Linked DNA regions of Homo sapiens: region 2 is linked to region 1. Evidence: read pairs that join two places in POLR2A ChIA-PET (ENCODE). Cell type or tissue: Panc1. All regions are shown on one strand. Links, peaks and the distances in the headings refer to the core of each region. The heading gives the core; the rest is flanking DNA.

Region 1 (5,381 bases), core at 252-5,251:
GGCGTGGTGGCATGCGCCTGTAATCCCAGCTACTCAGGAGGCTGAGGCAAGAGAATCGCTTGAACCCAGGAGGTGGAGGTTGCAGTAAGCCAAGAGGGCACCACTGCACTCCAGCCTGGGTGACTGAGCGAGACTCCGTCTTAAAAAAAAAAAAAAAAAAAAAAAGAAACCAAAATGCTAACAGAATTGCTTCTGGGTAGTGAGGTCACGAGTGGTTTTTCCACCAGCTTCTTTATCTTCTTTCTCTACTTTCCATTCTTTCTATAATACTTATTTTATAATCAAAGAAAAACATACGGTAAAAGCCAGAAGGGAATTGAGTAGTTTTGCAGGCTAAGGTTTCTTATTATATAGAGAGATTCTGGCAATGAAGGACTAAGTGAGGCATAGCAGGGCTGTTTGCAGAGTGAGGGAAGGAAAACCACATCCTAAAGGATCTTCCATCTCTCAAGGTGGCTGTGCAGCCTCAGCATAGCTGACAAGTAGCAAATAGTTGGAGTCCTCCAGGTATATAGTGGGAAGCTCACAAGCTATGTGGCTTTGAGCAAATTAACCACTCTGACCTTCACTGTCTTCATCTGTTACATGAGGATAATAATGCCTCATAATACCTCATACTGAATTGTAAATTTTATTTAATTTGCATTGATTTCAATGCCTCATAACAGAGGATTCAAATTCTTTCAATCGTATGACAAATTGACCTAGGGGGCTGGAGATGCAACAGTGACCTAAGAGACAAGATCCCTGATCTTCGACATATTTCATTCTAGTAGAGGGTTAGGGTGGGGAGCTGAGTTGCCAATTGGAGGAACAGCAAGTGCAAAGGCCCTGGGGCAGACAAAAGCTTGGGGCTTTACACCAGAGAGGGGTCTTACGTGCCTGGAGCTTGGTAAGTAGGTGGAGAATGGGAACATTTGTAGGCTGGGGTCAGGCCTTGCAGGCCTGGGCAAGGAACTTGGATTTTATTCTAAGTACAATGTGAAGCCACTTAAGGGGTTTCGGCAGCAGACTAGCATGATCTGATTTAGGGTTTATGTCTTAAAAAGGCCACTCTAGCTGCTGTGCAGAGAATAGATTGTAGGAGTATGCAAGACGATCAATACGCAAAAGCACTTAACTTAAATTTGGGTCTGGCACAAAGTGTCTTAATAAGTGGTAACTATTTTTCATTATTATCCTCATTATCCTTATGATTATTACTACTCTTTTGTCTGCCTAGAGCTGGTTTGGGGATCTTAGACATTTTGCTTCACATGATATTGACAAAGCATTCAAACTAACCAGTGAATTTTTCAAATTTGCTTTTCAGGTGTTTTTATGTCCTCAGAGAGGTGATGGTTAAAAGCCAAAAACAAGCAAAACCTGCAGCCAAAAAGAACAGTAGACAAATTCCTGAATCCAATACGGTTTCATCCTTCAGGGGTAAGTGCTGGTTATCTTGTAGCTCAAAGAGGACTCTGGCTCTTGATTACAAGTTTCAATCTCCACCAAAGTCCTGGCTGAGCACAGACCCTGTTGTGAAATCCAACATATTTGGACATATTTAAAAATACCTCCCTTCCTCTCCTACCAACCCCTCCTTCCTGCAGACTCAGATCAGAGATGACTGTCTCTGGGAAGCCTCCTGTGATCCCAGGCCACTCTCCACACCACAGCTGTGTCCTCCTATGTTCTTGGGGCTTGAACAGGGCCACATAGCATAACGTCACCACCTCAGTGAAGGTGAATTTCCTCCACTAGACTCTGAGTTCCTAGAGCTAGGCTGTTCAGTATGCTGGCAGTAGCCATGTGTGGCTATTTAAACCTATGTTGAAATTAGTACAAATGAAATGAAATTTAAAATTCAGTTTCTCTATCACATTAGCTTCATTTCAAGTCCTCAGTAGCTACCAACAGTGGGTACCATATTGGACAGTGCAGATATGGAATATTTCTATGATAGCAGAAAGTTCTAGTGGACTGTGGTGCCCCAGGCAGCAGGAATCATGTTTTATTTATTAGTTTTGGACTAGCAAGGTGCTTACCACGTAGATCTGGGCAGTAGGCACACCTGGGTTTAAATGCCAGCTCCTAATCTTACTAGCTGTGTGACATGGCCATGATCAACTTCTTTGTACCTACCTCACCATGTGGTCGTGACGCTTATATAAATTAAGACATATGGAGGGTTTAAAACAGAGCCTAACAGGGGCCGGGTGTGGCGGCTCATGCCTGTAATCCCAGCACTTTCGGAGGATTGTTTGAGCTCAGGAGTTTGAGACCAGCCTGGGCAATATAGTAAGACCTCATTTCTACAAAAAGTCAGAGAAGATTAGCCAAGCATGGTGGTGAGTGCCTGTAGTCCAGCTACTTATGAGGCTGAGGTGGGAGGATTGCTTGAGCCAGACAGGTTGAGACTGCAGTGAGCTATGATTGCATCAGTACACTCCAGCCTGGGTGACACAGTGAGACTCTTGTCTCGAAAAATAAAAACAAAACAGAGCCTAACCCCTAGCAAGCGTTAGCTACTATTAATATCAAATTCATTAAAGTCACCAATACATAGTAGGCCCTGTTAAATGTTTATTGATTGCCTGAACAAATGAATGAAAAAAACGACTGAATGAATGGCCTTTATTTTTGGCTTTAATGAAAGCAGAATATCTCTTTTGAAACCAAATATGATTGCTATGAATAGTAGCTTCTACTTGTTCAGCACTTACTGTATACCAGGCACTGTGCTGACTGCTTTCTACAAATTTCTCCCGACGGCCTGATAAAGGAGGAAGGAGGTTCCGTTGTTAACCACCCCTTTTCACAGATGAGGAAACTGACGCTCAGAGAAATGAAGCAATTGCCCTCCCCAGGGAGAAGCCCAGAATTTGAAGCTATGCCTCTCTGACTCGGCGGAGTTACTATTGCATCTAGATTACTGGCGGCCAGGATTGCTTCTAGAAGTGATCTTGCCTTCCTGGCTCTCTCTAGTTCTTCAGTCTCCAAGGAGTGGGTGGATTGGGGGGTGAATACAGGCAGCCGCTGTGATGCGCTCCTTCCTCCCTGACCTTTGGGAAGGGTCTGTGGCTCCCCCATTGTGAGCACACACCTGCAAGGAGGAAGGCAGGCTGCTCAGTTTTCTTTCCTGTTCACAGAAAGACTTTTGACCCTGGTTTCGCGGATTCTTTTCTTCCCTTATCCATCCCCAGGGCGCCAGCCCCTCTCCCCGTGCCCACCCCTCTCCACCTCCCCACGCACACCACGGAGCAATGGCGGAGCAGCAGACAAGGGCGCCTTTCTTCAAAGTGGTTCGCCTTCCTCTCATAAATTCTCAGCGCCAGCTTGATTGGCTGCACGAAAGGGAGCTAGGCCCCCACTCTGCTCCTCAGATACAAAGTGAGTTGTGTGCAGTCTGCCCACGTGAGGTCAATCACAGGGGCCCGCTCCTCTCAGAAATCCCAAAGGACAAAACACTAAAGAGCCTGGTCACAGGATCAAAATTATCTATGGCAAGACAAAGGAAAGTAGATAGCCGAGAAAATCAAGACAATGAAGAGGCAATGTGAATGAGATCTCTCCCTCATTCCTAACCTGAGGACCTGAAAGATGCTTAACCCTTTCCCCCGCCTAACCTTTTAGCTTCCAGCCAAATAGAGTCTACCCACAGATGAAGATTGTGCCCAAACCTTGAGGGAATGGTCCCAAATTCAACCATTCCTGGTGTTTCCTTTTGCCACTTTCAAGAACTTGCATTTCCCATAGAGCATGATTCCAATGTTTCCAATTTTTAGGCACTAAAATTAGTCCAACTGTGTCTTCTAATTCTGTAGACACAACCCAGCTTGTGCAAATGTCCCTGTCTTCCATTTCTGGGTGGATTTTTGCATATTACAGACTGCCAATTTTGTCGAGTGTTCTTGGGGGAAGACAGAAGTTTAAAATCATCTAGCTGCTTACCGTGAATCAAATACTGTGGGGCCCAAAGTTCTGGTTTAGAGAGAATGCTGCACATAGCACCATCACGAAAAAGAAAAACACAGACAAATGTCCTACATACAGCACACGTGGTAAGAATATGAACAGTAATTTATTGAACACTTACTATGGACCTAAGCATTTCCCGGGCTTTTCTTTATTTGGCAGAATTTTATTTGATCCTCACAGCAATCCTCCCTCTGAGGCAAACAACATTTTTATCACCATTTTATAGAATAAGAAACCCAGGCTCCTCAAAGTTAGGTCATTTGCCCAAAGACGCAATGAGAAATGAATCCTACTGAGATTTGAACCCAGATCCCTCTGACTACAAAGGCTCTGAATTAAGCACTGAATTTCGGTATGTAATAAGTAGTAGTTGATATTATTATCACAAAATACAACATATTATCTGTAAAAATGGAAAGGTATAAATTCAGGCAACAAAATTGCATGTCATCTGTCATACTTTTTTAAAAAGGATAAGCAGGCTAGGCACGGTGGCTCATGCCTGTAATCCCAGCACTTTGGGAGGTAGAGGCGGGCAGATCACTTGAGGTCATGAGTTTGAGACCAGCCTGGTCGACATGGTGAAACCTCATCTCTGTCAAAAATACAAAAATTAGCTAGGTGTGTTGGGACATGCCTGTAGTCCCAGCTCCTCGGGAGGCTGAGGCAGGAGAATTGCTTGAAACTGGGAGGCAGAGGTTGCAGTGAGCCAGGATCTAGCCATTGCACTCCAGCCTGGCCAACAGAGCGAGACTCTGTCTCAAAATAATAATAATAATAATAAAATAAAAATAGAGGATAGGTAGATGATAGCTGGATAGGAGGAAACATGTTAGAACAATCTTTGTCAAAATGTCTAGTGATTTTCTCTTGTGATTTTTTTGCTTTCCAGCTCCTTCCCCACCCCGACCCCCGCTTGGTGCTTTCCTTTGCTTTCCAAGTGTTCTCCATGAAGCATGTATAACTTGTACCATTAGGAAAGAAATGCGTGTGTGTGTGTGTGTGTGTGTGTGTGTATGCATGTGTGTGCACACACAATGCATGTGTGCTTTAAAAGCAAAACGGAATAGAGAAAATGGCAAAACTAGGCCAAAGAAAGCTGGAATCTCAGTTATGTAAATCCTGCCCAAAATGGCAATTTGGGGGAATGTAAAGTCATCCCAAGCCCTGATGAATCAAAAGTCCTAAGCCATCTGCCTCCTAGACCAAGTGCAGCCAGGTGCCGGCAATGTGAGAAAACCCTTTAAACAATGCTCCAGAGAGTGTACATTTCCCTAGAGGGGGAAAACAGAGACTGGTAGAGCTCACCTAAGCAAAGAAAAAGGTTTCCTTCCTAACAGACCCTCCCAGGCTATTGCGTTTGCTGCTCAGATTCAGGCAGCCCCAACTTTATCAAGAAACACCAGAGCAGTCAGAGAAGG
Region 2 (5,381 bases), core at 284-5,283, 190 kb before region 1:
TTAATATTTTCTGGTGGGGGAGGCCCCGCTGCCCATCCAGCGGGTCTCCGAACGGTGGTGGCAGGGGAAACAGCCCACCATTTGATTTGTGCTATTTGTTTTCCATTTCAGTTGCCCTATTTCCTGAGACCTCGGGAGGTTTGCAGGGGCCAAGGGTGGAGGCAGAGCTCGCTTCCTTTCCTTCTCTCCCTAGACTGAGGAAGGAGTTTAGAGAGTGGGGGTGTGAAGTTGAAGATGCATAAACGCTACAGCCCAGCAACCACCCTTCTTCCTATGTATCTTCAAGAAACCCTCCTGCGTGCGCAAAGAGATGCGCAGGGAATGTTCACAGTACCACTGCTTGGAATAGCAGCAAAGTGAGAAATGATACCGATGCCCATTAATGGGAGAATGGATAGATGTATAATGGTCATACTAACGGATTGCTATACGGTAGTGAAAATGGACTATCAAGCCTCTGTGTTAACACAGTTGGTATGGTTTGGCTGTGGTCCCGCCCAAATTTCATCTTGAATTGTAGCTCCCATAATCCCCACGTGTCATGGGAGGGACCTGGTGGGAGGTAATTGAATCATGGGGGTGGGTCTTTCCCGTGCTGTTCTCATGATAGTGAATAAGTCTCATGAGATCTGATGGTTTTATAAAGGGTAGTTCCCCTACTTATGTTCTCTTCTCTGCTACCGTGTAAGACGTGCCTTTGCTTCTAGTTCACCTTTTGCCATGATTCCTCAGCCATGTGGAACTGTGAGTCCATTAAACCTCTTTTTCTTTATAAATTACCCAGTCTCGGGTATGTCTGTATTAGCAGTGTGAGAACAGATGAATACTGTGGTTGAATCTGTTTTTATTGAGATAGAATGTATATGTCATAAAATTGACTTTTAAAAGTGTACAATGCTGTGGTTTTTAGTGTAGTCACAAAGTTGTGCAACCATCGCCATGATCTAATTCCAGAATATTATCACCATCCCCCAAATAAACCTTGTACTCACTGAGCAGTCACTCTCCAATCCTCCCTACCCCCAGCCCCAGGCAACCCCTAATCTACTTTCTGTCTCTATGGATTTGCCCTATTCTGAATATTTCACATAAATGGAATTGTATACTATGTGGTCTTTTGGGCCTGGCTTTGTTCACTTAGCACAATTCCAAGGTTCATCCTTGTTGTAGCATGTTTCAGTACTTCGTTCCATTTTCCGACCAAATAATATTCCACTGTATGGATAAGCCACATTTTATCCACTTATCAACTGACGGACATGTGAGTTGTTTCCGCTTTTTAAAACTATTATAAATAACACTCTGGCATCCAGCAGGGTATTTAAAGAAAACAAAAAATATAAATAACACTGCTGGGAACATTCACGTACAGGCTTTTATATATGGACATATGTTTTATTTCTCTCAGGTATATACCTAGGAGTGGATGGGTCATACAGCAATTCTGTGTTACTTTTTGAGAAACTGCCAGACTGTTTTCTGAAGCAGCTGCACCATTTTACCTTCCCATCAGCAATGTATGAGATTTCCATTTTTCCATCTCCTTGCATGGTTGAAGCTTACATACATAGTGTAGAGAAAAAAAAATCAAGTGTCAGAAGAATACGTTCAGTATGCCCTCATTTCCACAAAGCTTAGAAACATGCAAAATGATACCAGATATTGCACAGGTCTATACCAGGCACAGTTAAAGAAAGTAGTGGGGCCAGGCACGGTGGCTCATGCCTGTAATCCCAGCACTTTGGCAGGCCGATCATTTGAGCTCAGGAGTTTGAGACCAGCCTGGCCAACATGGAGAAACCATGTCTCTACTAAAAAAAATACAAAAAATTAACTGGGTGTAGTGGTGGGTGCCTGTAATCCCAGCTACTCAGGAGACTGAGGCGGGAGAATCGCTTGAACCCAGGAGGCAGTGGTTGCAGTAAGCTGAGATCGCACCACTGCCCTCCAGCCTGGGTGACAGAGAGAGGTGCTGTCTCAAAAAAAAAAAAAAAAAAAAAACTTGTGGGAATGAAAAACATCCAAATATGGGTCGTGGTTCCCACTGCGGGTGAGAAGAACAATATGATCAGAGTATATGAAGATCTAGAGTTTCCATCACATGGGTATTATTTTATTTCTTAAGCGAGGTGGTGGGTCAAAGGAGTTTTAAAATTATTCTTTATCCCTTTTTGTGTATTTTTGGTATTTCCTAATGGATGATTACATCTAAGTTTATTTTTAGGTAGGGCATGTTTATACAGGCATATATACCTTTAAGCAGACTTATTCTGCAAGAATCTTTTGGAACTGGATGATTTCTCAGTTGAAAAGTCTTCTGAGGATTATAGGGTCTGTTGTAATCTCCTGAGCACACAATTTTTCCCTGCCCGGCCTGGCAGTGATGTGTGATGTAAAGACTATCGGCTTTGGGGATCTCTGTAAATAAAGAGGGCACAGCTGAAAGTAGCTATGGTGGTTTTAAATCCAAAAATTCATTGATACAGCTCCCTTTGTTTTATTTTTTGAGAGAGTCTCACTCTATTGCCCAGGCAGTGGTGCAATCATAGCTCACCGCAGCCTTGAACTCCTGGACTTAAGGGGTCCTCCTACCTCAGCCTCCTGAGTAGCTGGGACTACAGGTGCATGCCACCCCACTTGGCTAATTTTTTTAATGTATTTGCAGAGATGGGATCTCACTATATTGCCCAGACTGGTCTAGAACTCCTGGGCTCAAGAGATCCTCCTACCTCAGCATGGGACTGAGGACTACAGGTACGTAGCTGGAACTATAGGTGCCTGCCACCATGCCTGGCTAATTTTTATATTTTTCGTAGAAGCAGAGTCTCACTGTGTTGTCCAGACTTGTCCCAAACTCCTGGGCTCAAGTGATCCTCCCCCTGTGACCTCCTAAAGTGCTGGGATTAGAGGTGTGAGCCACCACACTAGGCCAATGTGCTTCCCTTTAAAAGGTGGAGCTTAATTTATCTCCCCTTGAGCTATGTGACTTGCTTCTAACAAACAGAATAAGATAGAAGAGACAGTGTGTGATTTCAGAGACTAGGTCATATAGAGCATGTAGCCTCTTCCTTTCTCTCACTTTTGAATCACTTTCATTCTGGAAAAAGCCAGCTGCCATGTTGTAAGGACACTCAAGCTGCTCTATGGAGAGGTCCACATGGTGAGGAACTGAGGCCTCTGGCCAACAGCCACGTGAGTGTGCCATCTTGGGAAAGGATCTGCCAGCCCCAGTCAAGCCTTCAGATACCTGCCACCCTGCCCAGCATCTTGACTGCAACCTCATGAAAGACCTTGAGCCAGAACCTTCCAGGTAAGCTGCTTCTTGATTCCTGGTTCCTGGAAACTGTGTACGATATAAATGTTTGTTGTTAGGAAGCTGTTAAGTTTGGGGGTAATTTGTTACATAGCAGTAGATAATTTAAGCAATAAGAGACCTGTGATCTCAACTGACAAGTTTCTTGAGGGAGGATATTCCAGGGTGGTTAATTCAGGGACACACTGATGTCATCAAGGCTCCATGTTCTTTCCATCTCCCTACTCTACCTTGAGCGTATTGGCTTTTGCCTTCATGCTTGTCACTTCATGATCTCAAGGTGGCTGCCACAGCTCCAGACACCACATCCTCATATAGCTGCATTGAGAGGTGAGAGGTAGAAGAAAAACACCTTTCCCACAAACCCCTCAGTAGACTTCCCGTATGTCTCATTGATCCAGGGGCATCATCTACTCTGCCCAAACCAGGCGCTACCAAGGGCAGTGAAATTGCTTTGATTGACTTGGCCTAAGGACATGTACCTGTGGTGGCCATGGAGCTGCACCGCTCAGATCTCCCTTCAAGAGAACCTGCTGTGGGGAGGGTAGGTATCTGACAGCCTATGGGTGCTGCACCATTGGATCTGCTTCATGCAGAGACTCTGCTCTCCCCAGACTGCTCCCAGACAGGAACTGTATAGTGCGGGTTCTAGAGCTGGCACTTCTTTTTCTTCTTCTTCTTCTTTTTTTTTTTTTTTTTGAGACAGAGTCTCACTCTGTCACTCAGGCTGGAGTGCAGTGGCATGATCTTGGCTCACTGCAACCTCTGCCTCCCGGGTTCAAGCAATTTTCCTGTCTCAGCCTCCCGAGTAGCTGAGGCTACAGGCATGTGCCAATATGCCTGGCTAATTTTCGTATTTTCAGTAGAGACGGGGTTTCACCATGTTGGCCAGGCTGGTTGCAAACTCCTGGCCTCAAGTGATTCACCCGCCTTGGCCTCCCAAAGTGCTGGGGTTAAAGGCGTGAGCCACCATGCCTAGAACTGGGCACTTCTGCCCAGTGTGGGACTCTAACTCCCCATCAGCCTGGCTGAGACTTTCTCAGAGCTGGGCTGCAGCCTGAACCTCTTCCAACCCAGTCCTCCTTCCTTCCCCCTCTCTTTTCCCAGGTGTCAGACCCACATCACACCCTAAAGATTTTCCCTGACCACTCCTGCTCTCTTTCTCTTATCCTTCACAGGCATCTCAGTAAATTTCTTGCACGTCTATTGTCCTCTTGGAATCTCATTCCCAGAACACTCACATTCACATGTTCCTCTGGGAGTAGGGATAAGTCTCATTCTCTATACATGGGATGGTGTATACCCAAATAAAATCAGGGGGCAGGGGTAGAGAAGAATGGCTGTTCTGTTTTTTTTTGTTTTGTTTTTTTTTTTGAGACGGAGTCTTGCTCTGTCACCCAGGCTGGAGTGCAGTGGTGCAATCTCGGCTCAATTCAAGCTCTGCCTCCCAGGTTCACACCATTCTCCTGCCTCAGCCTCCCGAGTATCTGGGACTACAGGCACGCACCACCACATCCAGCTAATTCTCTGTATTTGCCTCAGCCTCCCGAGTATCTGGGACTACAGGCACGCACCACCACATCCAGCTAATTCTCTGTATTTGCCTCAGCCTCCCGAGTATCTGGGACTACAGGCACGCACCACCACATCCAGCTAATTCTCTGTATTTGCCTCAGCCTCCTGAGTAGCTGGGACTACAGGCACGCACCACCACATCCAGCTAATTCTTTGTATTTGCCTCAGCCTCCCGAGTAGCTGGGACTACAGGCGCCCGCCAACACACCCAGCTAATTTTTTGTATTTTTAGTACAGATGGGGTTTCACCGTGTTAGCCAGGATGGTCTCAATCTCCTGACCTCATAATCCACCCACCTCGGCCTCCCAAAGTGCTGGGATTACAGGCGTGAGCCACCGCGCCTGGCCAGGAATGGCTGTTCTATAGATAACCTTCAGGGCACGTTCAATGCCTGATGGGCCTCAGCACTAAGCCCTGCTCCACCCCAGACCATTGGTGGCACCTGGAGAGTTACTGACCTCTCTGACCTCAGCCTTCTCCTCTTAAAGCTAA

What was found. Peaks named below come from ENCODE experiments on the same cell type or tissue, not always from the same donor. Only the 100,000 strongest peaks of a DNase experiment are listed, where the experiment ranks them.
Region 2: POLR2A ChIA-PET joins it to region 1 with 11 read pairs; 1 of 35 experiments calls an interaction of 5 or more read pairs at or near these places.

What each region holds. Positions count from the first base shown.
Region 1 is chr12:116,300,302-116,305,682 of GRCh38, reverse strand. No RefSeq gene overlaps it. Among named protein-coding and RNA genes, the nearest start is that of MED13L, 25 kb to the right of the region's middle. In Panc1, for the core only: no CTCF peak of the experiment used is centred there; no DNase peak of the experiment used is centred there; H3K27ac peaks cover 1,298 bases.
Region 2 is chr12:116,486,238-116,491,618 of GRCh38, reverse strand. LOC105370007 (a long non-coding RNA gene) reads left to right here and starts at 668. Exons shown (of 3, transcript XR_945394.3): 1 at 668-3,310; 2 at 3,715-3,857. In Panc1, for the core only: no CTCF peak of the experiment used is centred there; no DNase peak of the experiment used is centred there; H3K27ac peaks cover 2,824 bases.